Linked DNA regions of Mus musculus: region 2 is linked to region 1. A link is a loop called in an ENCODE intact Hi-C map of the cell type or tissue named here. Cell type or tissue: gastrocnemius. All regions are shown on one strand.

Region 1 (8,000 bases):
ATAAAAATATACACAGGCAAATGCACAACTATAAGATACTCAAATTAGTTTTAGCTATACTAGTCACATTGGAAAATAAAGTCATATTTTCCAATAAGTAGAACTGACCACTCATTATCGATAAACCCAAAGCCAACTATTTTCCGACCTACTTTGAAGTGGTATTTTCTACTCATGAAAGCTGCCAATTAAAATGGCCACAACCTTTGGATGCAAGCCATGAGTGTTGGCCTAAAGAAATATCTGATAGTGAAGAAAGATCTGGAAGGCTTTGTTGGGTAAGTCATGACAACTGTGCCGAGTTATTTGATGACAGATAAATTATGTGTGAGGGACAGACAATACCTAAAGGATAATTGTGTATTTTGAAACAGGAAGAGGAAAATATAGAGGAAGAAAGAAAACGAGTCCCATTAATTCTTAGAAACAATAGACAAGATATGGCTCCACTACACAGGTATAACAGGTTTAGATAGTACTGCCATCTCCCTTTGCTTTTTGCCAGAAAAATCCATGTTAGTATTAGAATAAAATCAAAATTTGTTCAATTCATCAATAAAGTCTACTACATCCAAAATCAATTCAAAAAGGGCAGTTCTTTATTTTTCTTCTTGTTGTTAAGATATAACACAGTTGCCCCTGCACTTATTTTAGACAGGAAGAATTCTGTATCAAAAACGTTGAAGCTGGGTTGGTGATTCCGTCTTTTTCCTGAGGGTCCTATCTATCTCCTGGAGGTGGTCTCTTCAGGTTCCATCTCTCAGCTGTTGGCCATTTCAGCTAAAGTCATCTCCATTGAGTCCTGGCTACTTCTCAAATTGCAGGTCTCTGGGTTCCCCCCTAACCCCTACCCTCAGAAGCTGCATATTCCCATTCATTCCCCTGGCCCTCTGGGCTTCTCTCCTGTTGCCCCGTTATACCTGATCCTGTCCTCTTTCCCCTCCCACCCAGGTTCCTCTTTTCCTTTGACTTCTGTCATTATTTTGTTCCCTCTCCTAAGTGGGATTGAAGCATTATCAGTTGTACCTTCCTTCTTGTTTAACTTCTTACAGTCTATGGATTTTATTATGGGTATTCTAAACGTTTTGGCTAATATCCACTCATCAGTGAGGACATATCATGCATGTCCTTTTGGGTCTGGCTTACCTCACTCAGGATATTTTCTAGTTCCATCCATTTGCCTGCAAGCCCCATGATGTCCTCATTTCTAATAGCTGAATTGTACCCCATCACGTAAATGAACCACATATTCTGTATCCATTCTTCAGTTGATGGACATCTGTGGCATTTCCAGCTTCTGGCCATCACAGATAAGGCTGCTATGAACATAATGGTGCATGTGGCCTTGTGGTATAGTGGAGCATCTTTTGGATGTATGCCCTGGAGCTGTATATTTGGGTCTTTGAGTAGAACTGTTTCCAATTTCCTGAGGAACCGCCAGACTGGTTTCTAGTGTGGTTTTACCAGTTTGCAATCCCACCAGCAATGGAGGAGTGTTCCTTTCTCCACATCCTTACCAGCATGTGCAGTCACTTGAGTTTTTGATTCTGATTGATGTAAAGTGGAATCACAGAGAGAGCAAAAATGGAGCAGAGACTGAAGTAAAGGCCATTTACTGACTGGCCAAACATGGAATCTATTCCGTGGATGGGTACCAAACCCTGACTTTATTACTAATGTTATGTTGGGCTTGCAAACAGGAACCTAGCATAGCTGGGTTGTCCTCTAAGAACCTTGACCAGCCAGACTGAGACAGGTGCAGATACTTTAGAGCCCCAATCATTGGACTGAGGTCATGGGACCCCTATGGAAGAGTTAGGGGAAGGATTGAAGGAGCTATAGGGGATGGCAGTCTCATAGGAAGACCAATAGTCTCAACTAACCTGGACCCCCTAGGAGCTCCCAGAGTCTAAGACACCAACCAACGAGCATACAAGGACTTATCCAAGACCCTGACACATATGTAGTAGGGGACTGCCTTGTCTGGCTTCAATGGGAGAGGTTGTGCCTAATACTGTAGAGACTTTATACCCCAGGGAAAGGAAAGACCCCGGGGGGGGCGGGAGGAGCACCCTTTCAGAGGGAAATGGGAGGAGGAATGGGGTGAAGAACTCTAGGAGAGGGGACTGGGATGGAGGGCAACATTTAGAAATGTAAATAAATGAAATAGTCAATTAAAAAAGAGAAAGAACACAGTTGCCTGAAATAGAATATAAAGACCCCCTTATCAATGTCTACAATATTTAAATGGGGTACCTGGGTAATTTATTGAAGCAATTGTCAGTCCCTAGAAGAAAACATATAAATAAATTCTCATTTCTGAAATACAACTTCTATGAAAGGTGTAATAATGACAATAGGTAACTGCTATATCCACTCCAGTAGTGACATGCGTGACAGGCCCCAGAAACCTGGCCACTGTCCCATGGCGAAAAGTTCACGGAAACTTAGTCTCCTGGAAATTTGGCATGCCCATAGCTAGAATGTCTCGGATTTGTCCCTGAGATAGTATGGAGGGTCTTGCATACTCTCTTACAGTATGGGCAAGCTTAGCAAAGTATACTTAGAATCTTCATTACAGTCAAGTATGGCAGACTACATTACTTATTAGTAGAAAGTACCCCCCCCCCACACACACAATCACTTAGAATAATAGCCAAGCTACTCCCATATGCAAGAATTTACATATGGAAATTCTAGGAAGAAGGAAGGTTGTGGTCTAAGGAGGAACCAGAGTAGATACTTAGAACTATAGATAGCTGAGTTACACTCCTACACAGGAATTTACAATGCCCTAGGGGGAAGGTGGACTATACAATAGACTAGAATTGGAACTATGGCAAGGGCATGAAGCCCTTGTCCCTGACTTCTAAGATTAAGCTGACCTTAGATGGGGTTGCTTTCGATCCCAGTTGTTAACATTGATTTTTATCCCACTTGGTTCATGTTAGCTTTTTGTATGCATTCCTCTGTTTTGTGAAAAAGTCACTTATAAGACTGGTGCTCACTTTGAGACAAATTACATTCAGATACACACTCTCTCTGGGTCTGTATTTGTTTGTCATTTCTCGCCAACTCCATTGCCCACCTGTCTGGAACTCCGAGTTCCGGAGCACGGATTGAGGGGAGCCCGACTGAGGTCAGTCCGCAGCAAATTACTAATTTGTAATATTTGTGAATTTCTGCAATAGAATGATCTTCCTTTCTTTATTACCAGTCTGTCTACTTCTTTATACTGAAGCTCTTTCAGGTTGGACTGATGTCTTAACTAATTGCATTTTGGACTGTGAGTTATTGGCCAAAATATAGCAATCCAACCAACCATTCAGAAGTTTCTGTTTGTATCATCTAGACAGGCATTTTTAAAACTGAGACTCCAAGTGACTTTTCTCCAGCATTTAGCAATAGTTGTTCTACTAGAGTAGGCATTCTAGAATTTTCCACAGAGGGTGCTAATTAAAAGAAGAGTCCCCCAGTGGCCTTCAGACATCCACGGATGGATCATCGGGCCACATCAGGCTTTCAATGTCTCTCGTTTCTTTTCCTAACCTATGGGGCTTCCATGAGACATACTGCATGGATTTTTCTGTTTTTTTCAAAATCTGACACAGAACCAAGTGTAACTTTACTCGATACTCCAGCGAAATGGAATGAGCAAATTACGAGGTGAACTTTGACCTTGCCTAGCTTAGTGTTTTGCATGTTGAATTCATCAAACAACTGCAGCTTCTACTCGGTTTTGCTTTTTTGTGCGTAGTGAGGGAAAGTTTAGTATCTTGTTAATCAACAAAATCATTTTAGGTAACGACCCTGGGCAAGTGAATAAGGCGGTAAACTTCATTTCAACACGACTATCTTTGTCGCCTGGATAATTTCAATGTTTCTCCAATATGAATATATTATATGCTTTCAAAATAAAGGTGAAGCCGACTACTGTGGATTGAGCTTGCAGAGTCGCACCCCCCCCACCCCCCCCCCACCCCACCCCCGCAGGACTGACCACTCGCAGTTCGTTTGTCCAAAGTTAAACTTAATCTTCTCGTTTTCTGTGTCCAATCTGACTGGACCAGTATCACTAGTTTCCCAGGAAACCTTGAAAGCTAATCTTTACATAACTGCCTGTGCCCACTGTTGGAATCCAGCCACTGCTGGGGACAGGCATAGCAGCTGCTCCTCTGCCTCATAGCAACACTTCACAACAGCGTGGGAGGAATACAAAGAAGAGCAATATCCCGAAATTAAACTGCCCTGGGGAGGGTGAGGGACGGGGCAGAAGATAACAGTCAACAGACTTGCTCTGAAGGAAAAAAAGGGTGAATTTTTAATGAACAGAGAGAAGCAGTCTTTGGTTTCATCGTCTGCTACAAAAGCTAGGATGCATATTTAAATACCATCCTGTCAGATCTTTCGTTTTAAACACACTACCAGAAAAGTAATTATATTTTTAATTGGACGGCTTTTATTTCGGGACGAAGCAATAAAATAGACCACTAACCGCAAAGAATAAAAGTCACTGCGTTATGCTTTTGCATAATTTCTATTTCTCCCCAAAGTCTATGACATTTCAGTCAACCATCGCTTGTCTAGCATTGCCAAAACAGAAATGATAATAAAGACGCTCTGGTCTCTCTTTAACACAGAAAGAAGAAATGCATTATATTAGTAGCAACCGTAATTTGAACCACGATTCACAAAACATGGGTTAGAAATAAGACCAGTAAAGTCAAACTTTCATGTAAAAGGGAAACAGAATAAACAGAATTGAGAGCTGTGGGAGGTGCTGTCGTTCGTCTTGCATTAATGCTCCTACATAAGTGGACAAAAAGGAGATTGATCGATCGTCTATTGAGCCCCGAGATCTCCACACCCAGAATATTGCCTACAACTTCCCATAAGGGAGGGCATGCTTTCCCCCCCAGCACAATGGCGCCACCTGTTGGCCAAACCAATTAGACGTGCTTTCATTTGTTTTGGGTGTTCTGGTCCACCTGAAATAAGCCACTGCTATCCTACCGGAACTCCCTTATGGGATGTGGATTCTAAGAGACTCTCATCTCATGTACAAATAATAAATTTTATTAAACAAATACTGGGGCAGGAGCCATGATTTGTGGGGACCCAACAAAAGTTGAAAATTGAAACCCATACTTGTGAGAGCCAAAAGTGACATTCAGGTACTTGCACACAAAACATTTCCTTTCTTTTGCTCAGCGGCATCTTGTAACGTGTCAGTGTCTTTTGTTAGCTTGGTGCCATTTATTTTCTATAATTCTAGTTTTAATAAGTTACCATGTATAATTATCATGAATTCTCTGATCTACTGTGTTTTGCAAAGCCGATTTACAAAGTGAGAGAACAGTTCACTCATGATTCTAAATCCCTGGATTTCCTCCTCTAATTGATTATTTAGAAGTAAAATAAAAAAATTAAAAGAGTTTTCATTCTGTTAAAAGGGTTTTTTTTTAAGTAAAAGAAAGAATGAAAAGAAGCTGAAGTATGATTGTGTTCCATCTCTGTGGTAGATTTCAGAATTACTGGTTATCTGATATGTGGAAAAAAGAAATGCCCAAGAAAATCTGGGATATGAATGTTTGTCCTCTGTGTTTTCTAGAATGTCATAATTTTTTTTTCCTGCACTAGTTAACAACTTCTGGCTTTAATGGAAATTTGGACTTTAAGACTGTAGGAATATCCATCCAACCCTCTACTTCTTGTACATTCCTGAAGCCTTCCCAACCTCGAAGGCCTAGCTTGGTGCTATATCCAGTGCTCCCCACCCCCGTAGTCTGAATAGCACTACTTGAACATCCCACAACCTAAGCTATTGTCTACGTTGCATCCTAGCAATGCAAGGTAAGTCCTTATGGCCAAAGACTCCATGTACTTCAAACACAGGACCCAGAGGTCCTGAGCTGGATCTGACTTTTAAGTCTCTTCCCCAGTACTAGTCTCCATGCTACTAGATGGTTCCATTCAAACTATCAAGGGATTAAAACAACTAACTTGCCTATCCAGGTATAACACCTATAAACTACAATGGCCAGCAATATACTATAACCCTAAGGGTGCAACAGCAGTATGTATTTCTCGAGGGTAACCAACAGCTTTCTAATGAGACTTAAAGCCTGCTCAACAGAAAGAAATTGTGTCTGGTAGTGGAAACCTAACTATTCATGGCTAGTGAGGTCATTGGTCTCAGAGAAGAAACTACAGGTATCACTTTACTAAATGAAGGTAATTCCTAACTGCATTCTAGGCACTTATCTGTATGACCACAGGTAAGTGTAGGCCTCACCTCCTATCAAAGGAACTTCCATTTCCAAAAGAAAGAGATCATTACAGAAAATCACAACTGTTTAAAATGCAGAGAATAAGGACCCATCTAAAATGCACCTCCTGTACTGAGGATCAAGGGATTTGAAGCAGAAGATGGGGGAGATTGTAAGAGTAAAAGAGACCAAGAAGTTTTCTGTGAGATTTCAGGTCCTAAAAGTGACAGAGAAGTGACAGCCATGGATATGGCTGCCTAAATTGGACATGTACAAGGACACCAGCAATACATATGCTAACATAGGAGGGGCAAATCTCACAGGGCTCCAACCCTAGACACTGAACTACAGGCAACAAAGACATGCTGAGAATACTCCTGTTCAGGTCTTCCGGGAGGAAGTCTGCAGAACCCCTCAATCAATTATCCCATGTAGTCATTCCTGAAAAAAATATATATTCTGAGATATATATGTATACATATATACATATATGTATATAGGAGAGGGGGAAAGGAGAGGGGGAAAGGAGAGGGGGAAAAGAAGTAATTATATTTTAATTTAAAAATGAATAAAATACCTTTAAAAATAATGTTTGGAATACCTGATAACTAAGTTGGGAATGCAAAATGATTGCCTACCTCTAAACTTCCACACAATGTGAATTCACTGGAATTTTGTGTCATGGGGTACTGCAGATGTTCCAAGAATAGGAGGAAGAAGCCCTCAGTCACTCCATACAGCGGATTGCACACCCCTCTTCCGCTTCCATGAGTGTTCCATATCTCATTTGCCACTTACATTATAAAATGTGAGCTAAATGAGTTTTTCAGTGTTTCCAGACATTTGCATTTAGGAATACATTTAACCTGGAGGGATCTCTTGTGATTGGACATTGACCATGAAAAGGTATTTGTCTGGTAACCGGATTCCAATGTCTTCTGACCTTAGCTCTAATGTTTTAATTTGATCCGCCCTGCTTTGATTAACAAATAAATGCCCTAATGATTCTTAGTGCCTAACCACTTATTCGGTTAATGATTGATAAAACACAAATCTCTAGAAGAGGATGGATGCTAACAATAATTAGGTGAACACTGCACCTTAATAAATACATGGCTTTATTCACCATGATTCTAATAATGGGATGTAGCTAATGAATTCTTAACTGATGTACAAAGCTTTAGAGATAATTGCTGACTCAGCTTTTCCTGCTGCCTATTTGAGGATTAACCCAGATCAGTGATACAGGAACCAGTGGAGCTATATTTCTGGCAAGAATCTATAACATAGTCTTTCCATGACTCAGCATAACATCTTGGCTGGTCCTGTGTTTCTGCCCACTTATAAGTATTAGGCTTCCTCCAAAAACATCTAGATTTTCACTCTAGTTTTGACGTTAAAAGTGGGATTTCCAGGCTTGGATAGAATTCACTTATTTAGATGAATTTTATCTTAAATGGTGTCCCCTCCTCCATCTGTTTTGTTTGAATCAACCACAGCATTTCAGGAAGTGGGATGGGACTTTCCATTTCCCGATTTACCTCTTCCTCTGCGTGCTATCTGCAAGGTAAGTGCCTATTACTTTAGCGGTAGCAAGTAGAACATCACAAGGGTGACTAAAAGCAGATGCAGCTGATAATCTGCAAGTGCTCTGTGCTGGCATAGAGTCCTCTGTATCTCAAGCAGGACTGCTTTAGACCTGGCCTCTCAGACAGTAGAAGTTGCACGATT
Region 2 (8,000 bases), 78 kb before region 1:
GAGTGTCTTTTATGAACTGTACAGGAAAATGTACAAGTCTAGTGTATTGAATAAAAAAGAATAGTGCAAGATAACTTGCAAATTTAATATACATTCCTGAAGCTCTACTATAGAGCTTGATAATTTTTGAGTTCAGAAACACTTCTTATAGTTTCTGTTTGCTTGCTTGTTTGTTAATTTTAAAGAGGAGATGCCATGAAATTCCAGTATAACATACCTATTGTGTTTGAAATGAGTTGTTAATTCAATTCTTTTGCTTAAAGACTTCAGACTGCTTTACATGCAACAAAACTTAAACATGATGGAGAATAACACACTATTCTTTTTTATCCTCAAACAGAAAGCTGTACTTTGGATTGTGTGACAATTCAGTGAGAAAGGGAATTATCTTGACCCAGCTCATGAAAGAATATATTTATCACTTAGAAGATTTATGCATGTTATATTCTTGCTATGTCCCTTGGCACACGCATCATCGCCTAGATAAAAGACTGGTCCTCCCTCTCTCTTTTCCTCCTCCCTCTCCCAGAGGCTACCTCTGACACCCTCCTAATAAACCTTCCATGTGAGATCTGTTGCATGGTGTGATTTGTTTGGGACCATGCCGCTTATTTCTAACAGCAATAATAAGACTCATTCTCATTTCTTAATGAACCTATTCCATAAACCAGTAAATTAAGTGGATATGGATTCCAGTCCCTGCCAATCAAAATAGCAGGTGGTAAATCAGTATCACCTGTGAAATGTTCTGCTTGCCATTTAATCCACAGTGGAGAAAAGGGACTGTGAACTATGATTTCTTGAAATGGACATTTTTGTTTGTCTCTTTGAGTATAAATAATGCAGAAGGTTTTTTGGTTGGTTGTTTGGATTTGTTTTGTCTTTCACAAAATATGATCTGTCAAGGAAATAGAGTGATTAGTTTTTATGAGAATTTCACAAATACATATGAGAGAGATTCAAACAGGACAAAAAGGTGACACCAAATTTCATGAAGTGAAATTTGGTCTCCTAGCTCAGAGTCTAGTGACCAACAAATTTCAAATGAGATTTATCCACATATAGGGATGCCATTTCAATGACTTCAGAAAATAACATGAAGTTGGGATTGCAGTTCAAATGTAAAGAATCATGGAGTAACAGAGAGAGAGAGAGGGGGGGGGAGAGAGAGAGAGAGGGAGAGAGAGAGAGAGACTGTTCTTTACATTCCCTGGGGTTTGGTGCCTCCAGATTTGGCAACATGAGCAAGAAGAGAACTGAGGAGCAGCAGACCATTCTTGTCTGTGACTGTGGGATTTATTTCTGTTTGCTTCCTCTGTAAAACCAGTCTCCTGACCACATCTTGAAAAGTTCTCTTTTGTAAGATGACATCTTTGATCTGCCAAAGTGTCAGGCAAAGGCATGGAGGGGACTGGGCTTCCTCTTCTTCAGATTGCTGCCCTTGAAAGGTTTTTGGGAGATCACTGCAAAGGAGGACATTTCCATAAAAGCAGGCACAGGATATTGCTGGTTAAAATATTAGAGGTCTTCTTGTGCACTTAGGTGATTAATAAATTCATCTTCTTCACCAGAGGGACCTGAATGCCTGAGTGAGCACAAATCCTTGCATGATTTATGAAGATGTATGCAACAGGTACTTGTTGGAGAATGGAAGTCTCTGTCCCTGCACAGGACATTCACTGCTACCTGGTCCAATGCAGGAGCAGAGCTCTGTGTCCATTGCTTCACATCTGTGCTTCTGGTCCTGTCATTTTCTCCATTTGAACTTCCTGCCCCTTCTTAGTAACCAAATCATTTTCTCTGCATCCAAATAAAGTCTACAGTTTGGCAGAATGTGTTCTGGGCAAAGAAATCAGATCGGAGACAATGAGAGAGGTGAGAGAGAGAGAGAGACAGAGAGAGAGAGAGAAAGAGAGAGAGAAAGAGAGAGAGAATGGAAACAGGCTAGAGAGAGCTAGGTAAGTTTAGGACCTCAAAAGGCATTTGGCCATGAGAGTGAGAGTTTTTATTAGTCATTTTAATAGCACCCACCTCCTCCTATACTTATGTCTAGCTTCCTTAAATATAACTCTTATGGGGAGCGGCTTTATGTTAATTGGCTTCCTCCATATGTTAATCTTGACCACCCTCCTCTCTTACCTCTCCTCTGTCACATTATCACAAATAGGGCACACGTCCTGGTCATTGTGCCCCTTAAGTAGTGTCGTGTGTGTGTGTGTGTGTGTGTGTGTGTGTGTGTGTGTATTTGTAGTTTATCCCTTTTCACTGTGCTTTCTGTGTTATTTACTTTCGGTATTTTAAGCAAAAGGAATTATATTTCAAGGATCATTACCACCTGGTAAATATCCTCTATCTGAAGTTAGCAGCACATGCTAACTCAAACATTAAAGGGCAATGATACAAACACTAAGTTTAACTTTCCTACTCAACATTGTGTAACACTGAAGAGAAATTAGCTCATTCATAGACCAAATATCAGATCTCACAATTCTAGGGAACATGGGCTTCCACCACTAGCACCTCCTCTTTCTTAAAGACAAAGAATAGTTTCCTCCTAGTTGGATACAGGGCTGTAATTAGTCCTAGCTAACTGAAAGTAAGCAAAATTGCTCTGTCCAGTTCTTGAAACATATCCAACAGAAGGAAACAGTTTTGTCATCCAATGTACAATCTAAGCATGGAGCATAAGCAAACATTCTGGGATTTAAAAGAGCCTAAATCTTGTGGATGGTTACCATCCACCTACAGACAAGGATGTAAAGGATGCATGTTAAAGAAGAAGAAACAATGAAAATTAACTTTTATTTTCCTTTTTGAAAAAATGACTGGTGTGAGGCACTGTGTCAGGGTAGTACTTGGCGTGTAAGAATGGGGAGCTGAGTTTGAATATCCAGCTCCATGTGAAAAGCCAGGAGAAACAACAAGTGTTGTATGTAACCTCACTGATGGGCAGGCAGAGCCAGGACAACCTCAGGGGCTCACTGGACAGCCAAGCTGGTCAAGTTCAGCAAGAGGTCTTGCCTCATAACATAATGTGAAGAGTGACAGAGACATCTGACCTTGACCTCTAGCTTTTACATGAATGCGTGCCACCATGTACATGTGTGCCCCTCCCCACACACAAATAAATAACAATAACACACAAATAAATAAACAATCCCCAGGGGTTTAAATTTGTATGGCTTATCTTTGAATGTTATTCTGAAGTCTCCATCTGAAACTGGACTGTCCAAATGACTCATTTGCCTTTGATCTTTCTGGATTACAGTAATGTCTCTTGCAAAATCTCTGTAGGTCCAGGTGCTATATATGATAAGGTGAAACTTCACAGTCCTCTGGGCTCTAAAATCTTCTGTCTGAAGACATCTGTGGAGTTGACATTTTCCCCCCTCAGGAGTTAAATGGAAACCAGACAAAAATCAAGTCACTCGAATATAGCCACTGTATACTGTAAAGTGTGTCTGTGTGTCTGTGCGCATGTCTGTCTGTCTGTCTGTGTGTTTGCTCGTATGTCTGTGTCTGTCTATGTGTTCTTGGACAAAGGCAGCTATCTATTTACCTACTCGCTGTTGGTTTTTGTTGTTTATTCACACTGGATGAGAAATTTTAACAACTGAAGAGTTGATGTTTCCCTTAGAAACCAAAGTGATAGTGTATGTGATAGACTTGGAAGGAAGATGTTCAGGAGAACTTTTAAGGCATTTGTAAGCCTTTCAATGAAGGTGCTAGGAACTGAACTCAGGTCCCTTGCAAGATCAGCAAATGTTTTAAAAGCACTGAGCCACTTCTCTAGCCCCCAGAAACCGGAGGATTAAAGATGTTGAGCAATTTTCCTTGGTTATGCAACTCCGAACTAAATGGTGAAACCAAACTCAGACCCAAACACGTTCTCCTTCCTCTCTCAAGTGCTAAAAATACTTACTCCAATTCTGATATCTCCAGAGGATGAAAATGCAGCCTGGACATTACCTAAACAGACGTGTCATTGGAAAGCTTACCCTAACAATGGGATCCTGGCTTCCTGGAACACTTCAGTTGTTAAAATGCCCCTTTGAAGGAAGAAATTTTTCTCTTTAGTTTTATGCCAAAGGTAGAAGAAAAGCCTGCCTTGCCTAGGGCGGTGAAATCACTTCCTTGATAATTTCTACCTCTGAACCCTTCTCCTCCAAAGACTTATATCTTATTCTTCTTTGTCAAGGACAAGGTACAACTTAATGCCTTTCCATGGTTGAATGTGTTAGGTCACTAGAATTAGGTGTGTGGGTGGGGTAGGATGGTACTGAGCATATTGAGAAGTCTCTGTGATGTCTAGTGATGTGGCTATGTAGGGTATGTCTAGCTATGAATCAGGCTGTCCAATGAAAGATAACTAAAGGAAAATATTGAGTATAGTTCCTTCAGAGTCCTCTCTGTGTACCTAAAGCATAGATAATCTGTGAATATAGATGGGGTATCCAGGTGATTTCAGAATGAAAGAAGGTGTTGTTAATAAAGATAAGGTGTGGAAGTCTGGCCCATGCAAAGCAAAAGAATATGCTTGCGTATGTAGGTATGTAACATCTCTCCACTTAGATGTCGCATCTAAAGCAGTATGGCCAGGGGAGACCTTATTGAATATTTTGTACTTTGGGAATTAGTTTGCTGAAATTGATTGCTTAGATTTTATACATAAATCTGCCTTAAACACGTTTAACATGCTGTGTTTAGCATGGAAGCTGATGCAGACAGGCTGTGTGCTCAGCCTTGGGTTTTCCATCCAGTGGGACTATTTACCATCATTGATTGGGTTACTGGCTGAAACAGGCCTTTAAGTCCTTTGAAATGTGATCTCTTTCGCCCTCTGGTGGTTATTACATTAAAAAGTTAAGCAACGCACTGGATGGAGAAATCACAGCATAACAAATACTCAAATACTGGGGTCCCAGTTGGTGTAACCTTTAATTAAAAGCTACAGCCTTTGAATAAGAAATAAAAGCATTTTGTCCGTTTGCAGACTTCTGGGAAGTCAACTGTCTGCAAGTTTTCTCCACCAGGGCCAGGAAGTTGCCCACGCTGCTTTTGTAAACATAATATTCAGAGATCCCAGACATTCTGGCTTGACTGAAGAGGACTGCGCAGTGTTACATTCTCTCTCAGTATTTTGCTTGAAAAGCTTGCTGTGACTTGAAGGGGAATTTTGGAGAGAATGTCTGAACCATGCAAAGACTGCAAAGGGGTGGTTATACAGTAGTGCACTGAATGATACCTGGCCAGGCCCTAACCGACTTGTCTGCTTTGCATTTTGTTGTGTCTGGGAGACAGAAAAGGAGACTAGCCATTATCATGCGAAGCTATCATTAAATTATGTCAAGTGCCAGTTGGTGAATGACACCCACCTGCAAAGAAGAATGCAGGAACAAAGAGACACTTCATTGAAGGTCTTAGCTAGGTTTTAGGTTGCACACGGTTAACCTCTGATTCAACTGTGCATGAAAACAACACATGTTTCCTATGGTACTATCTTAGCTTTCTTTCTATTGCTGTGATTAGACGTTGAGTGAAAGCAACTGTGGGGCCTGGGGATTAACTTGATCTTACAGTTTACAGCCCATCACAGAGGAAAGCATTGGGAAGAAGTCAAGGCAAGAACCTAGAGGTAGGAACTGAGGCAGAGAGCATGGAGGCGTGCTTTTTACTGACATGCTCCCCATGGATTCATCTGCTTTTCTTATACCACCCAGGACTACCTGCCCAGAAGTGACATCACCCACAGTGAGCTGGGTCCTCCCATACCAATTACTGATTAAGAAAATACCCTACAGATTCGCCTACAGCCAATCTGATGGAGGTATTGTTGCAATTGAAGTTCCTATACTTAGTTAGCTCCATCATATATCATGTTAACAAATATCTGATTAAGACGTTTGACTTCTCGTTAACTTGGCAGACTGGTATATTGCTATTAAACTATAAACTTGCTTTTTTTGTAGTTTATCACCATGATCACATATTAATATCAACAGCACAATATAAAACAGTAGTTTTAAAAGTCTCACACTCTTTAAAAGTTCATTCAGACTATGTAATATACATATATATTTAAATATATTTATAAAAATATATAAATACTTAAATATATTTAATACATCCAGTTTCTGGAAGGCCCCAAAGTCACCTAACTATTTATTTTATTTAACCCATAAAATAAAACTTAGATTATATATTTTGTATTTCAAAAAGGAAAAAAAAAAAAACAGGCCACATATGAAACCAAGCTTCAACAGTGTGGACCAAACCCTGAAGCTCAACATCCGACATTTACTATTCACTCTGAATCTTCTGGGCTCCAACAGGCTTTGGCAGCACCCCTCTCAAGCCCGGCAATTCATGGCACACATAGCTCATTGGATAGGCCTGGGCTATCTCTACATCATAGCTGCTGCTATCCTTCACAGTCATTCCATAGACTTGGCATTTTCAATATGCTGGAGTATTCACAAATTTTACCTATACCAATAATCTTCTGGCTACTCTTTAGGAACACCAAAATTGGCACATTTTGCCAAGCTTCAACTTCTCTCCATGACCCCTTCAATCCTAGGGTTTCCACTGCATCGGAGGCTTCTCCTTCACCAATGGACTCTCATGACGCCAAGCCTCAGCTTCTCTCCATAACCCCTTCAGTATCTCAAAACCAGTGTCACGTTGGAAACTCGTGTGTGTGTGTGTGTGTGTGTGTGTGTGTGTGTGTGTGTGTGTGTGTGTGTGTTGTGTGCATGCGCATGTGGTATTTTATTTACTTTTTTATCAACTATTTGGAAATTTTACATAATGCACACCAATAACATTCACTTCCCAGTCCTCTCAGCTCCACTATCTTACCTTTGTACCCTCCCTGAAAGTGAAGAAGGAAGAGGAGGAGGAGGAGGAGGAGGAGGAGGAGGAAGAGGAGGAAGAGGAGGAGGAGAAATGAACACATTGACTAATTTGTGTTGTCCATATATACACTGGAGCATGGTTTGCCCCTGAATGTGCTGCCAGTGCAGCTGCACAATTGCCCTGGCTTTGAGCAATAGAGTGATGTCCAAGATGGAAGATGGTTCATTTCCTGGACTGGGCCTATGCAAAAGCCCTCCATGGTCTGTGCTACTCCTGGAGACCATGCTGGTATCCATGATCCATGCTACAGGCTGCGGTGATGCCCAAGGTCCATGTTGGGTGTTCATGGTCTGTGCTATCCCTGGGGAGACTCTTACACATTACTGAGTAGCCATATGGTACCCATACATGAAATTCTCAAAAATAAAATCAACAAAGAAAGAATCAAACGAAAACAATCACCATGAAGTATCTTCAATTCCTCATATTCCAATATGTATTTTCCTGGGCACTCATATTTCTGTATCACAAAGGAAGAATAAATGAAGGAAAGGGGGCAAAAAATGGATGAAAGGTGCAAACTTGGGAGAGGTTAGAGAAATGACAAGAAAGAGGAGGGAAGGAGAAACACTTAGAGATACACTGGGTTTAGTTGAAGATAGATATATTTGGTATTCTTTTTCACATTTAACTCAACATAGGCCCTGACAGATACTCAAGTTAGAATAAATAATTTCTAATTGAACTCTTTGCTTGTAGTACAGGGAATAAATTTCTCAAAGAAATAATACAAAAGACTCACCAGGCTTGTATATAATTGTTAGCACTTTAAGCATCAAATTTTGATTGAAAAGTTTCAGACCCTTGCCAAGTCTGATTTCATTTTCCTAAGTAATCAAAAATTATCTTCTCCTTTCCCCATCTCATTTTATGTACAAGTACATAAAATTATTAATAAGTCCTTTCTATGTTATTCTCAATGACATGTTGTATGAAGAGGCAAATCATGTTAATTCCTTTGTTGTTTTGCTGAGTATCCATCTGTCCTGGTATCTATTTTTCAACATCAGTTGTATTATACATGAGCACTGATACACACACTCAAGCTAATTTATTATAACTACTGTGTTTACATCCACAGA

Evidence for each region. Peaks named below come from ENCODE experiments on the same cell type or tissue, not always from the same donor. Only the 100,000 strongest peaks of a DNase experiment are listed, where the experiment ranks them.
Region 2: a loop joins it to region 1, with 2.8 times the contacts of the local background. A loop is called at or near these places in 3 of 42 quality-filtered maps.

Annotation. Positions count from the first base shown.
Region 1 is chr11:111,518,744-111,526,743 of GRCm38, forward strand. No RefSeq gene overlaps it. Among named protein-coding and RNA genes, the nearest start is that of Gm30158, 10 kb to the left of the region's middle. In gastrocnemius, a CTCF peak has its summit at 4,942 (motif pointing left); DNase peaks (open chromatin) are centred at 2,037, 4,153 and 4,932; H3K4me3 peaks cover 940 bases; H3K27ac peaks cover 730 bases.
Region 2 is chr11:111,441,144-111,449,143 of GRCm38, forward strand. No RefSeq gene overlaps it. Among named protein-coding and RNA genes, the nearest start is that of Gm30158, 67 kb to the right of the region's middle. In gastrocnemius, a CTCF peak has its summit at 4,837 (motif pointing left); no DNase peak of the experiment used is centred here.